3 separate regions of the Homo sapiens genome follow, and regions 2 and 3 are each linked to region 1. A link is a contact called in ENCODE Hi-C or POLR2A ChIA-PET data. All regions are on one chromosome and are shown on one strand. The core of a region is the stretch at or near the end of the contact, and the rest is flanking DNA. Distances in the headings are between cores, read along the strand shown.

The links. Hi-C counts contacts between places; a loop is a spot of excess contacts on that map. ChIA-PET counts read pairs that join two places held with the same protein, here RNA polymerase II (POLR2A). Pooled maps may share reads with other maps.
Region 2: a pooled map shows a loop between it and region 1 (2.4-fold over the local background). The contact joins the promoter of ACLY here to the promoter of HEXIM1 in region 1. A Hi-C loop is called at or near these places in 1 of 50 pooled maps. POLR2A ChIA-PET finds 5 or more read pairs at or near these places in 2 of 52 experiments (activated CD8-positive, alpha-beta memory T cell and activated T-cell).
Region 3: a loop to region 1 is called in a pooled map, with 10 times the contacts of the local background. The contact joins the promoter of ATP5MC1 here to the promoter of HEXIM1 in region 1. A Hi-C loop is called at or near these places in 5 of 50 pooled maps. POLR2A ChIA-PET finds 5 or more read pairs at or near these places in 2 of 52 experiments (B cell and activated CD4-positive, alpha-beta T cell).

Annotation. Positions count from the first base shown.
Region 1 is chr17:45,145,580-45,150,012 of GRCh38, reverse strand. It overlaps HEXIM1 (HEXIM P-TEFb complex subunit 1), which reads right to left and starts at 1,538. Exons shown (of 1, transcript NM_006460.3): 1 at 1-1,538. The coding sequence starts at 822. HEXIM2-AS1 (HEXIM2 antisense RNA 1) reads left to right here. Exons shown (of 3, transcript NR_186789.1): 3 at 1-351. RefSeq lists enhancers at 1-435, 840-949, 1,000-1,049, 1,100-1,149, 1,553-2,435 and 2 more.
Region 2 is chr17:41,917,360-41,922,033 of GRCh38, reverse strand. It overlaps ACLY (ATP citrate lyase), which reads left to right and starts at 3,083. Exons shown (of 29, transcript NM_001096.3): 1 at 3,083-3,154. RefSeq lists silencers at 2,701-2,960, 3,441-3,680.
Region 3 is chr17:48,890,276-48,895,281 of GRCh38, reverse strand. ATP5MC1 (ATP synthase membrane subunit c locus 1) reads right to left here and starts at 2,495. Exons shown (of 5, transcript NM_005175.3): 1 at 2,372-2,495; 2 at 1,826-1,873; 3 at 833-910; 4 at 1-126. The coding sequence starts at 1,864. It overlaps LOC105371814 (a long non-coding RNA gene), which reads left to right. Exons shown (of 4, transcript NR_135674.1): 2 at 2,605-3,035. RefSeq lists enhancers at 1,693-1,742, 1,783-1,892, 2,473-2,592, 2,603-3,062, 2,700-3,679.

The DNA of each region.
Region 1 (4,433 bases), core at 289-2,788:
GTACCGCTCGTACGTCTCCGAGAAGTCCCGCTGCAGAAACTCGCTGCCGTCCCCTCCCATCCCATCGCTGCCCCCATCCTCCTCACCCCCTTCTTCCATGAAGTCGTCATCGCTGGTGTCGTCGGATTTGGCGGCGGCCCGCTTGGAGTACAGGCCGGTTTTGAGATCCGGCTCCTCCTGGTCGTGATCATCCATGAGGAACTGCGTGGTGTTATAGGGCGCGACCGGCTGGCCCTTGGCGAACATCTCGGCTCGGATCCTTGAAGCTCGAAGGCTCTGTTTCTCGTCGAACTTTTTCTTCTCTTCCCAGGTCAGCTTGTAGTACGGTTTCCAATGCCGCTTCTTCTTGGACGGGCGTCTCCTATGTTTTTTCTTCCCCAGCTGTCTCTGCTGCTGTCCCCACTCCTCTTCGCCCCCTGCGGCAGGAGCCCCCAACTTACTGGCCTCGGAGTCATGACAAGGCTGGGCGAGCAGCTCGGCCTCGGGCGTCGGTTCCACTTCTGCCGGCGGCGGGAAGTCGCCGCCAGCGGACGAGTCGTCCCCATTCTGGCCCTTCTCGCCCTCTCTCAGGCAGCTAGATTCTGGACAGGCCTGGGTCTGCAAGGGAGGTGGTTGGGATTCCAGGCTCCCTTCCCCCTCCGGCCCCGGACGGCCACCCAACTGGGGGAACGCTCTCGATTGCCACCTACTGTCCTCCTCGGGCACCCGCTCCTCCGCGCCTGGGGGGCGCTCAGGGTTCAGCTCTTCCTGGACAGCAGCAGCACCTGTACAGTTGCTAGTTTGAGGCTGGTGTTGATATTCTGACAAGAATGGCTCGGCCATGGCTAGTAGAGTCCTCGAAGTTTAAGAAATTTTGGCTAGTAAGTCCTTAAGGAAAAAAATGGGTTTTTCTTAAAAAAAAGAAAAAGAAAAAAAAAACAGTCCAACAGAGTCCTCTTCAGTTTGTAATTCCTGCAGTGACGCCTTTAGCTAGTCCTTCTATCAGCAAACTCCAACTGCAATCTGGGGAGCTCAAGTCAGTAAAGGGTTAAGCGCCCACAGTGCGGCCAGCTAGCGGGTCCAAGGGGGTGCAGCGGCAGGAACAGTACGTAATGGGCGGAGGTGGGCCTCAAACCTCCAAGCGGAGCACCCCAATAAAGGAGTTGGTGAGCAAGGTGATGAGGGTAAGTCCAGTGCGTGAAACCCAGCCCCGAAGGGGTTAAAACTACCGATGACGCTGCCTCCGAGGGGCCAGATCCACAAAGGGTTAAATCCCCTGCCGCAGAGCCCACAAGGGGTTAAAGTCCCGGCGCCACCTCCTCCCACTTCCACGGGTGTCGCTTCCACCCAAGCTCCCAGTTCCCTAGGCCCGGCCGTAGCCTCAGCAGAGGACAGACAAACTCATCTCCCCTTTGGCTCGATGCTCTGCTCTGCTCAGTTCTCCTCCGCCTCCTCCTCTTTTCCTCCCTCCCTCCTCCCCCTTCCCACAGCTCCTCTTCCGCGTCCTCCCCCGACTTTCCCTCCCAACCTGCCTCTCCACCTGCCAACTTCCAACTGCTGTCTCCCAGTCCTCTGCGCCCCTTTTATATAGAAGCTTTTTCGCCCCGCCCGTGCGCATGCGTAACGGAGTTCCCTTTGCGGGGCGCCGGGAGTCGTAGTTCTTATCTTTCGGGCCCGCCGCCCTCGCGCGCCGTGCGACGTAGCCAATCCCAGGACGCGTAGGGGGCGTCTCCCTGGCCGCCACCTTCCATCGCTTAGACCTCGCTAAAGAAACGCGAGCGGCCATTGGTGAAAAATCACACGACTCGCTGAGGAAGGACGGCCAATCGCAGAGAAGATGGGGCGGGTTCTGGACCGTACCATTCTGTTTCAGGAATACGAGAAGATTCGATGGCCTATGAGAGTCCTCACAGAATATTTTTATGAAAAGGTGCGTTATAAAGGCTATTATCGTATTTTGTTCTCAGCGGAGGGGTTCCGAAGGTTATGAACCTTTATTAACTAACGCAAGAATGGTTTATTCCTAAAAAGTAGTCCCTAAAATGTAAAAGAATTAAATCCTATAAAGAGAGACGTCGGCCCACGGCTGCTAACTCGCGAGTCTTAAGATTATAGAAATGGCTTCAAGGCGGGTGGTGAGTGCCTGAGACTGACACTTGCGGAAGGATATCGCGAGCACATTTTGTAAAGACCGAAGAGCGCATGAAGAAGTAAACAAATGAAGAATAAAAAGTGCCGCCTTAAAGGGACAGTGTGACTGCGTTTAGCGCCGCAGGCTCGCACTAGGCCTCGGAAGACGAAGAGGCGGGTTCGAGTCCCGGTGACGCGACTCCCGGACTGACCTCGGTACCCTTAGCTGAAGGTGGCGGAGTCCCAGCCCCAGCCTGGTCTCAGAAAGCCGCCCCCGCCCCAGGGGCAAATGCAAACTGGTGATTCGCGACCAAGGCTCTTCCCTGGGCCGAGATCGGAAAGCCGGGGCCGGGGGCGGGCGGGGGAGTGGAGGGGGAAGCGGGGGAAGGCCACGCCCCCACGCCTCAGCTTCTGTCGAAGAAAATGGCCTCCTGGGGCCGATTTGGTCTTTTCACTTCCGACCGAGATCATTTCCTGAGCCGGGACAGAGGAGGTCCGGGACAGCCATGAGGCTGTTTGTTGGGAAGAGTTCGGAATGATTAATGAGTTGAAATCATCAGCCCTGGCTATCCGAGAGGGAAGCAGGTCTCACCCGCAGAGGCCCTTCCTCATCAGTGGGCGCTGGGCAAGACTGGGAGGGAAGCATGGAGGAGGCCTTGCTCCGAAACTTGCTGCAGGGGATTCTGGCGCAGGGCTGGGGGGGCCGATTCCCCCGGGGGCGTAGTTTCTCAGAGAGAAATTCTCTAGACCCAAGCCCCCAGCCCTCCATAAACAGGGACTGAGAGGACCCAGAGAACCCTCCATACCAGTCACTGAGGCCTAAAATCTTGGCGCCCTTTCCACTTCTCCTTCGCCACACACCCAGTGACCCTTTCTTCTTATTGCTTCCTTAATAGCATCCCTGACATTCCAGCACGTTTGCACTGTGTACCTTTTACGCACAGAGCCATGTGACCTCACCACAGCCTGGCAAGTTAGACACGATAGGAATGAGTGTCTCCATTTTACAGATAAGGCATCTCTAAGACACTGGAAAATAAGTGACTTGTCCAAGGTCACATGACAACCATGGGGCAGTTCTGGCTAGAGCGCTGGTCTTTGTGACCCCCCCCGTGCCATTTTTCTTTCTGTCACAAACACAAAACCCATTTTTTCTTAAAATCGGGGAATACTCTGGATTTCGTTCTTTTTATTCCCAACAACTTCAACCTTATTCAGCCCCTATATCACTTGGCAAACAGGAGGGTACAAAGAGGGGTGGGATGCCATTCTTGCCTTCAAGTTGCTCCTGGACTGTGGAGAGGCCATCAGACCACAGCCAGCCTAAATGGCAAGTGAGGGAAATCCTGGTGGGAGCTGATGAGCCGAGTGCATGGGAGCTGGGAATTATGGACAAGTGTCAGGAGCAAGTGACTTCCTGGCTGGCTCTGAAGGATGAAGAGCTTTCAGGCAAAGTGGCACGAAGAGGGGCATTTTAGGAAGCCCAAGCATCATGTGCCAGGAAAGGGCTAGTCTGGGACTTCGGTGGCTCTGGGCAGTGTGAGATATCGGGGGTGGGGGCCAGTGGTGATGGGCATGGCCAATGTAGATGCCTCTAAGGGGAGCCGCAAGCACGCGGGCCTCTGGGCACAGCTATATGTTCTGAAAATGAACACCTTCATTTGTTTTCTCTGGGCTTCCAAGAATTCGGGTCCACCTGAAAAGTTCGCCACTCCGTGTGGCTTCATCCCTTAGGAGGCTTCCTGAGAGCAAGAACTGCCCCTCAGAGCACTCCTGGAGGAAAAAGGGATTTTGCAGATAACTTGGTTATCACAGAGAGTTATCACAGAGACCTCCAAATTGTTACCCCATCTTCAGACTCCAGAGGATTCTGGGGTACCCCCAGTCAGGGCATTTGGAAGGCACTGCTGAGCCTAGCCTCAGTGTCCTGGACTGGGCTCCACTGTATGGTCTCGTGTTCTATTGGGGGAGAGGTGGACTGACGAATAGGTTGTGGAATTCTAGAATTCTGTCAAGGGGCCAGGCAACCTTACTGTTAGCTGGGTTCTAACCCTTTGCCAGGCATTTAACATGCCCCATCACTGGTAAACCCCAGGACTGCCTTATGAAAAAGAGATCAACTCTATTTCACAAAAGAGGCCACCCAAGGCCAGAGCAGTTAAGAATCTTCCCCAAGGGGGCCGGGCGCGGTGGCTCACGCCTGTAATCCTAGCACTTTGGGAGGCCGAGGTGGGCGGATCACGAGGTCAGGAGATCGAGACCATCCTGGCTAACATGGTGAAACCCCATCTCTACTAAAAATACAAAAAATTAGCCGGGCGTGG
Region 2 (4,674 bases), core at 1,834-4,333, 3.2 Mb after region 1:
TAGTAGAGATGGGTTTTGCCATGTTGGCCAGGCTGGTCTCGAACTCCTGGCCTCAAGTGATCTGCCTGCCTCAGCCTCCCAAAGTGCTGGGATTACAGGCTCGAGCCACCGTGCCCACCCAGCTCACTGCGTCTTTGACCTCCTGGGCTCAAGTGATTCTCCCACCTCTGCCTCCTGAGTAGCTTGGACTACAGGTGTGTGCCACCATGCCTAGCTAATTTTTTTTTTTTGAGACAGTGACTCACTATGTTGCCCAGGCTGGTTTTGAACTCCTGGACGCAAGTGATTTTCCCACCTTGGCCTACCAAAGTGCTCGGATTATAGGCGTGAGCCAGCATGCCCAGCTGCCCAGCTAATTTTTTATTTTTTGTAGTGACATAGACTCACTGTATTGCCAAGGCTGGGTTGGAACTCCTGGGCTCAAGCCCTCCTTGGCCTCTCAAAGTGATGGGATTACAGGCCTGAGCCTATGCACCTGGCCTCCCAGGAGTATTTCCTTCCTTCCTTCTTTCTTTTCTTTTCCTTTTTTTCTTTTTTGTTTTTTTTTTTTTTTTCTGAGACAGGGTCACACCCTGTCGCCCAGGCTGGAGTGCACAATCTCAGCTCACTGCAGCCTTGATCTCCTGGACTCAAGTGATCCTTCCACCTCGGTCTCCCAAGTAGCTGGGACTACAGGTGTGCACCACCATGCCCTGCTAATTTTTGTTTATTTTTTTGTTTTGTTTTGTTTTGTTTTGAGACGGAGTCTCACTCTGTGGCCCAGGCTGGAGTGCAATGGCACGATCTCTGCTCACTGCAACCTCTGCCTCCTGGGTTCAAGCAATTCTCCTGCCTCAGCCTCCCAGGTAGCTGAGATTACAGGCACCCGATACAGTGCCCAGCTAAATTTTTTTTTTTTTTTTGCTTTGAGATGGAGTTTTGGTCTTGTTGCCCCCGCTAGAGTGCACTGGTGCGATCTCGGCTCACTGCAACCTCCGCCTCCTGGGTTCAAGCGATTCTCCTGCCTCCGCCTCCTGGGTTCAAGCGATTCTCCTGCCTCCGCCTCCTGGGTTCAAGCGATTCTCCTGACTCAGCCTCCTGAGTAGCTGGGATTACAGGCACCTGCCACCACGCCCAGCTAATTTTTTGTATTTTTAGTAGAAACAGGGTTTCACCTGTTGGCCAGGCTGGTCTGGAACGCTTGACCTCGAACTCAGGTGATCTACCCACCTAGGCCTCCCAAATTGCTGGGATTACAGGCATGTGAATCACCACGCCCGGTCTTTTTATTTTTTGTAGAGATTTGATGGTGGTGGTGGGGGCTCTTACCATGTTACCCAGGCTGTACTTGAACTTCTGGGCTCTAGCAATCTGCCTGACTTGGCCTTCCAAAATTCTGGGATTACAGGCATGAGACAGCATGCCTTGCCTGGAGTGTATCTTTTTTTTTTTTTTTTTTTTTTTGAGATAGAATCCTTCTCTGTCACCCAGGTTGGAGTGCAGTGGTGCAATCTCACCTCACTGCAACCTCCACCTCCCGGGTTTAAGCGATTCTCATGCCTCAACCTCAAGAGTAGCTGGGATTTATAGGCGTGTGCCACCATGCCTGGCTAATTTTTGTATTTTTTGTAGAGATGGGGTTTTGCCTTGTTGGTCTTGAACTCCTGACCTCAAGTGATCCCCCACCTTGGCCTTCCAAAGTGCTGGGATTACAGGTGTGAGCCACCAAGACTGGCCACCCCCATTTTAGGACAAGAGAAGAGAGGTGATAAGGAACTGCTATTTCAAAAAGATGAATGGGAGGGAAGGGACCAGAAAGTGACATCATCAGGGAACACTTGATTCAGGCATGGGTAGCAAGTTCAGTTACCTTACTCCTGGCAGCAACAGGATTGGGGGAGGGGGTCTTGGAGAAGATTTTGTCTGCAAATGTCGCAACACTGTTGCAGTGTGAGTATGACCCAAAGTGCTTGGCAGGGGGACAGGCCTGCTGCTTCCCTGCATTCTGGGCTGACCTCTTCACCTGAGTCGGTCAGTGGACGCTTTTGGCCTCCTTCCTGGAGCTAGACAGCTGTTAGGCTTAGGGAGCAGCTCCGGACCTACAGGGTTGGGGTGCAGGTAGGGAGGGAGGCTGCAGCATGTCAGAGTGGTAAATACATGTCCTGATTTCCAGGACTGATTTCACATATTCTGCCCCACAAGTTCACCAGCACCTGTCAGATTGGATGTCCCAGTTTTTGGTTTGGAAAATTCGATCTGTCTCAGGTAATGGAGAAGGGGGAGACAGCAGTTCATTCATTCCAGTGTCTAAGCCTGTGGTTGGTGGGAACAAGAGACTGTCTGGGATGGCTCCAGCCCTTCGCTGGAATCTCGCATTGAATTCCTAGCTCCGCCCTGATCCGTGCTGAGGCGAGCAGGTGAGTGGGACGGACAGCGCTGTGCCTGCACCCTCCTAGCCCCACTTGCTTACCGCGGCCCCTGCCTTATCCCACACTGGGAAGTATGCTCTGTTAGCCTCGGCTCAGCCTTGCCTCATCGGCCCAGTGGGGAGAGTCCAGGGAGGAGAGAGGCTCCACGTGCTAAAGGAAAGCGGCCTGCCAGACACTGCTGCTTAAGGAGACTGTCTAAGCAATCGGATTCGGTGCGGCCGAGATGCAGACGTCCGTTTCTCCCAAGGGAAGGAGCAAGGGTACTCCAGGTCCCAAAGCTGCGTTACAGCCAGTTGGGCTAATCCTACCCGCCCCTCCCCCAACTCCCCGAGTGGCAATCTGTCCAGCCCCTCAAGCGATCAGGCCACAACCCCCAGCACCGCGCGTTCTCCTCCCAGCCTAGCCCGGCCCATCTCCCCACCCGGGGCCCCGCCCCGGCCCCGCAGGCTCCCAAGAGGCGGTGGATGGGCCAGCGGGACTACAAGTCCCAGCAGGCCCCGGGGCCCGCCCTCGTGGGGCGGAGCCAAGCCAGCAGCGAATTGGGAGGAGCCCTGGCGCTCAGGCTAGGGAACGCGTGTGGCCAATCGCGGGGCCGTTCTCGCCGCGAGCCGATGGGGGCGGGGAAAAGTCCGGCTGGGCCGGGACAAAAGCCGGATCCCGGGAAGCTACCGGCTGCTGGGGTGCTCCGGATTTTGCGGGGTTCGTCGGGCCTGTGGAAGAAGCGCCGCGCACGGACTTCGGCAGAGGTGAGCACGGGAGGCTGTTTTCGCTGGCTGGAGCCCGCTCGCCCTAGGAGCTTCCTGCCTCCGTCCCCCAACCCGGAACCGCCTTCCCCGACGCGGGCTCGGTGCCCACGCGCCCTGCTCGGAAGTTTTGAGGGTCTTAGCTTTAGGTTAGCCTTCGCCCGGGGTCCCGGCCGGTGGCCGCGTGTCGACGCCCCTCCCCTCCCCCCGCGCGACACACACATATTCCAGTTCCTGGGAGTTTGCATGGGGCTTGCCGCCATCCTTGCCTCTTCTGCCTCTGCCACATTGCATGGTCCCCCTCCTGGCGCGCCTCACCCCTCCCGGGCACAGCTATCGAGGCTCCTCGGGCTCATCGGGACGCCTTTTGGCTCCATCCGGGTTCCCCCATCGGATGCCGGGACGGGAAGTAGAGAAAGCGGTGGCGACTGGTCCCACTCCGATTCCTCACTGGCCGGGCTCAGGCCCTTCTTGGTTCCGTGGGTACAAAATTGAGCTCCACGCCCAAGTGGAGAGAATGAGCTATGCGCGCCTCCGGGGCGGGCCACGCGGGGCCAGGCTGCCCCAGGGTGCCCGAGGCCTCGCCTCGTCTCGCCGCGAGGACTGGAATCTCGCAGCAAGGACCCTCCTCGCACTGGAGGTATCGTCGAGTCCAGCCCCTAAGTGACAGATGGCCGGGGTGCCACCCCACCCTTGAGCTGACGCCAAGTCTGGCCGGGGAAAGGTCCTCAAGGGGCTGGAGGATGCTGCCGCCGCCCTCCTGTCGAGCCTGGCAATGGGCCAGTCCCAGCGCCTGCCGCGGTCTCCAACCTTGGCAGATACCGTGCAGTGCCGAGTTCTGCCGTTATGGGGTCCCTGGAGGTCTTCCTGGGAAGAGGATTTTGGAAGAGACGATAAGGAAAAGTGCACAGCACAGTTTGGCCAGCTAGCCTACTCCTCTCCACCCTTAACTTTCCTCTGTGTTTTCAGCTGGCTCAGCTGAACTAAAATGTGGGGTGAGGGACAGCTGGTAGGTCTCATTTGCCCAGATGGGTGATTTTCACCTCTTAGAAACCTTCCTAAACAGCTTGGGGGGCGGTAGTGGGAAGACCCCTCAGACACTGGACAGCTTATGGCTCCATCCCCGTTCTGACACTATGCCTGCCGCAGTAAGGGGCACTCACAGAATTCTGCCTCTCTAGAATTTACTCCAGGGATTGCCTGTCTTCTCAAAAAATAAATAAATAAATACCTACATACGTAAGTCCCAATCCTGCAGATACTAACCTTCAAATGAGTGTTTTTGTCTTTCCCAGAGGCACCCTTAGTAGCATCCCCAGTGATTCCCTTCCCCTGGCTGTGTCCCAGGGGCGTGTTCTGGGGAACAGGCTTCTTTCATTCAGCCTCCTGTGTGGGCTGCTTCTCTCAGTGTCTGCTAAAAGTGAACTCAATCCTGGGTCACTCACCCGTCTGCAGAAAGACTCCATTCAGCTCATAAGGCCCCTCCCTTAGAGAATGTGTGTATGTGTGTGTTTTCAGGTTCC
Region 3 (5,006 bases), core at 1,246-3,745, 3.7 Mb before region 1:
ACCAGCCACACCAACTGTGGCTGCCCCAGCACCAATAAACTTGGCTGCTGTGTCAATGTCCCGGGAGACAACACTGGTCTGGAACTCCCGTCTGGCCACCTGGAGTGGGAAGTTGCTGTAGGAAGGCTAGAAAGAGAAGCAAGGCAGGCGAGATAGCAGAGAGATAGTATGGCATAAGGACAGGTGGCTGACTCTACCTCCTTCACCCCACCCACCTGAGCTCTGAAACTGTTGGCAAACTGCCTGGTAAATGCAGAATACTCTGATTGCAGAGTATGCTGGGAATTAGTCTTAGAGTCTGTTGTCAGACAGCAGACAGGACTAGGGAAATTTCATGGGTTAGGCACACCTCACTTTTATAAGTTTCTTACCTACAAGGCTTACCTTGGGGGACTTAGAACTATTAAAGCATACAGATTCTCCAACTCTCCTCCCACTTTGGTCTAAAGGCAACTTAAGCTGAAGGACCCCTGTCTGGGAACATTCCTTGATTTAAAAAAAATTAATTAATGGGTTTTTATGAGTCAGGGTCTTGCTCTGTCACCCAGTCTGGAGTGCAGTGGCATAGTCACAGCAGTCTCGACCTCTGGGATTAACCAATCCTCTCATCTCAGCCCTGGAGTAACTGGGACTACAGCCACATGCCACCACACATGGCTAATTTTTTTATTTTTTTTGTAGAGATGGGGTTTCACTGTGTTGCCCAGGCTGGTCTTGAACAACTGGGCTCAAGTGATCCTCTCGCCTCAGCCTCTCAAAGAGCTGGGATTACAGGTGTGAGCCACCATCCTGGGCCTTGGGAACATTCCTAAGAGAGCTATTCCTCCCTTACCTGTTTAGATGAATTCACTGGGCTATTCAAGAAGGAGGCAGACACAGGCCTGATTAGACCCCTGGTACAACAGCGGATCTGTAAAATCAGAAAGCCACATCCTACCAAATCAGTCAAGGAAAAAAAATCCTAATTGCTGAGCTGTCAAAAATGACTACAGATTTCATAAACAGAATAAGTTCAATGTATTTCAAGGTCAATTTATTCCTGTTCCTATCAGATAGGCCTGCCCCAGAGACAGCTGTCTCAATAGCTTGATATAGTCAGCAGTGGCAACCTTCACCATTCAAAACCAAACCAAAGTTCACTTCTTTGGGCACAGCTTTAATCAGCTTCTCAGAATGGAACAAGAACCCACACTAATACCAAAGCAGGTACAGGAAAGGTTTATACCCAGATCACCAAGTAATCAGATGGGGGAAATTTTATTCTGCTAAAATACACTCACAGCTACACACCCTAAATGGAGTGGGCCAGTCAGCCCCGGAAACCGACTGGAATAGCCATCCAAGGAGAGCCATCTGTAACATGGCTTTTTTGAAATAATTTTTAGTGCAGTGGTTCTCAAACTTGGCTGCACGGTGGAATCATCTGGAGAAGTCTTAAAAGATACAGATGCCTGGGTTCCACCCCCATTCCCAAAGTCTGATGCAAATGGTCTAAGGTGCAGCCTAGGCATCAGGATTTTAAAAAGTTCCCTGGATGATTCTAACGTGCAGCCACTGTTGAAAACCACTGTTTTAGTGGGCTGTCTCTATGGCCAGGACAGACTGGGGATAAAAATCAAATCCAGACTCTCTGACCACATTCCAAAGCCAAGATAGCTTGGTTCACAGGCCCAGATAAACAGGGGTTACCTTCATCACATCCTACAGCCACCTCAAAGAGCCTACATCATCAGGACGCCAAGCTCCCCTGGGTTCATTCATTAAACACTGATGGCGTCCACACCATACACCTGGTACTACAGAGCACTGCGGCGCGGCACCTTACCAGAGCTGGAGAAATGAATAATGCCCCGGCGGTCTGCATTTTTTCAGTCTGCAGAGGGGGAAAAAATAGTAATAATAATCCCACTGAGACCCTGGTTGTTTGCTTATAATGACGACCTTTGGTCGTCCCCTTCACCCCCGTCCGTCCTCCCTAGACCACGCTCTTCCTTGCACCGTGCCCCAGCTGAGGAGGGCATTAGAGGTCAGAGGGACAGAGCAGTGGGTCTTCAAAGCAAAGTCATGGAGATCGGAAGTCAAGGAAATGTGCCCAAGCCCCAGGAAGGAAATGTTGCGAAAGGGAATGGTCTCTCGGGAAGACTGGAGGCGGATACTGGGCAGGTGTCGCGCAGGATCCTGCCCATCTTACACAGCAGTCCCCGACCCGCCCCAGCCGAGGCAGTCAATCGTTCATTACCGTTGGTAATTAACATTCATTGATAAGGCCATATCTAGATTGCCATAGCCTCTCCCAGCACTGGGGGGAAATACCCCTCCACACTGCCCAGCCCACAACCCTGCCTATTGCTGGCTCCCGGCCCCAAGTCACCTGCACTCCTACTACCCTGCAACCCCTGCTTGGCCCACAGCGCTCGCCCGGCTCAAGGTGACAGACTCACCTCCCAGCTTTAGCCCTTGGTCTCAGCGCTCAGCTTCCCCCACCCACGTGTCCTGGACCTTCTCCATTCTCATTGGCCGTAATATCCCCGCGTCCCCATTGGTTGACGTCATCGATTCCCCACTCTTATTGGCTTTCCGCAGCTGCTTCCTCTCCCTCCACAGGAGCTTCGTGGCAATTCCCGCCTCCATGCGGATAGAGGCGGGGCTTTCCTACGAGATCTGGATTACGATTGGCCGATCCCTGAAACGCTCGACCATAGAGTTGGCGGGACTCAGAGGTTCCATAACCTCGCGCACAAGATGGCGACCAAGGTGTACGCTGAAGAAAAAGGCGTGGGAGAGATGACGGGACGTGTGACGCAGTCAGACACATGACTTTGGCCCCGAGCCTTCATTCGGGCGCTTGGGCCACGGGGCGCGTTGCATGTTGGGATTGGTAGTTGCGCTGAGGGGGGGGGCCCAAGGACAGCTGAGATCCCGCGAGATATTCTAGGCCGGGAGAGCCGATGCCTTTGCAGTAATTCCCACCGTGGAGGTTTGTGGAAAGACCGCTTTCCATGGAGAGTAAAGGCCGGCTGGAAAGTCCCCAAGCGGTGAGCGCAGTTTTGTGGACCTCAGCCGGTGTTCAGCAGTCATGGACTATCATCCAGATGGCTTTCTAAAACATTTGTTGGGCCGGGTGCAGTGGCTCACGCCTGTAATCCCAGCACTTTGGGAGGCCGAGGCGGGCGGATCACCTGAGGTCAGGAGTTCGAGATCAGCCTGACCAGCATGGTGAAACCCCGTCTCTACTAAGAATACAAAAATTAGCCGGGCATGGTGGTGGCGCGTGCCTGTAATCCCAGCTACTTGGGAGGCTGAGGCAGGAGAATCGCTTGAACCCGGGAGGCCGAGGTTGCAGGGAGCCGAGATCGCGCCACTGCACTCCAGCCTGGGCAACTGAGCAGGATTCCGTCTCGGGGGAAAAAACAAACAAAAAAATTGTTTATTTTGTAAAAACAACACTGAAAGAATGAAATAATATCCCTATAGAAAAACGAGCAAAGGATAGGAACAGGCAATTCAGTAAGGAAGAAATATGAATTGCAGGAACGAATGTCAGCCTTCCTAATCAAAGAAATATAAGTTTAAACGCTCCGCTTAGTACTGCTCAAAACAGCAGAGTTCTTTTTATTAATGTGAGCCACACGCTCTCCTATATTGCTGGTGAGAGGATGAATTAGAAAACCTTCCTTGAAAGCAGTTTGGCAATATTTATTTTTATTCAAAGGCTGTGAATGGGCCATCCTCTTTGACCCAGTAATTCTTGAGTAACTAAGAGCCTTTAAGCTCTCCATCCACTTTTCATCCAGTAATATCACTTCTAGGAATTTATTTTGAAGAATCAGAAATGCAGATTCTTTTAAAAAGATGTGCATTTGCAGAGTTTGTCGAAATTGGAAACAAGTAAATGTTCCACTGACAGTAAAAGGTGAAATAAGTTATGATATTTTCACTTGATGAAATAAGCAGAAATAAAACAGGAAATAAAATCATGTGTTTTTTTTGAGACGGAGTCTCGCTCTGTTGCCAAGCTGGAGTGCAGCGGCGCTATCTCGGCTCACTGCAAGCTCCGCCTCCCGGGTTCACGCCATTCTCCTGCCTCAGCCTCCGGAGTAGCTGGGACTATAGGCGCCCGCCACCACGCCCGGCTAATTTTTTGTATTTTTAGTAGAGACGGGGTTTCACCGTGTTAGCCGGGATGGTCTCGATCTCCTGACCTCGTGATCCGCCCGCCTCAGCCTCCCAAAGTGTTGGGATTACAGGCGTGAGCCAGCGCGCCCGGCCATGTTTTTGAAGAATATTTTATTTTTATTATTATTATTTTTTGAGACGGAGTCTCACTCTGTTTCACACACTGTAGTGCGGTGGTGCGGTCTCTGCTCACTGCAACCTTTGCCTCCCCGGTTCAAGCAATTCTCCTGCCTCAGCCTCCCAAGTAGCTGGGATTACAGGCGCGCACCACCATGCCCGGCTAATTTTTGTATTTTTAGTAGAGAAGGGGTTTCACCATGTTGGTCAGGCTGGTCTTGAATTCCTGACCTCAAGTGATCTGCTCGCCTTGGCCTTCTAAAGTGCTGGGATTGCAGGCATGAGCCACTGCGCCTGGCCTTGAAGAAGATTTTATATTGAGAAATATTTTATAATGCAAAACTATGCATAGAATTGTGAAAAAATATGCATGGAAAAAGAATGAAAAAAATGTTGAAAATTAATAGTGAATTCTAGAGGGTGTAATAAATTGATTTATATTTTTATGAGTATGGGTACTTTATAATAGAAACATATTTTAAAAATTACACTAATCTGGCAATTCACAAGTCTGGACTCTTAAGAAAACTTTTTTTTTTTTAATAATTTTTTTGTTTTTAGAAACAGGGTCTCACTCTGTTGCCCAGGCTGGAGTGCAGTGGTGCAATCATCCCTCACTATTATAGCCTTAATCTCCTGGGCTCAAGTAACCCTCCCTCCTCACTCTCCCAAGTATCTAGGACTACAGGTGGGATCTTGCTATGTTGTCCAGG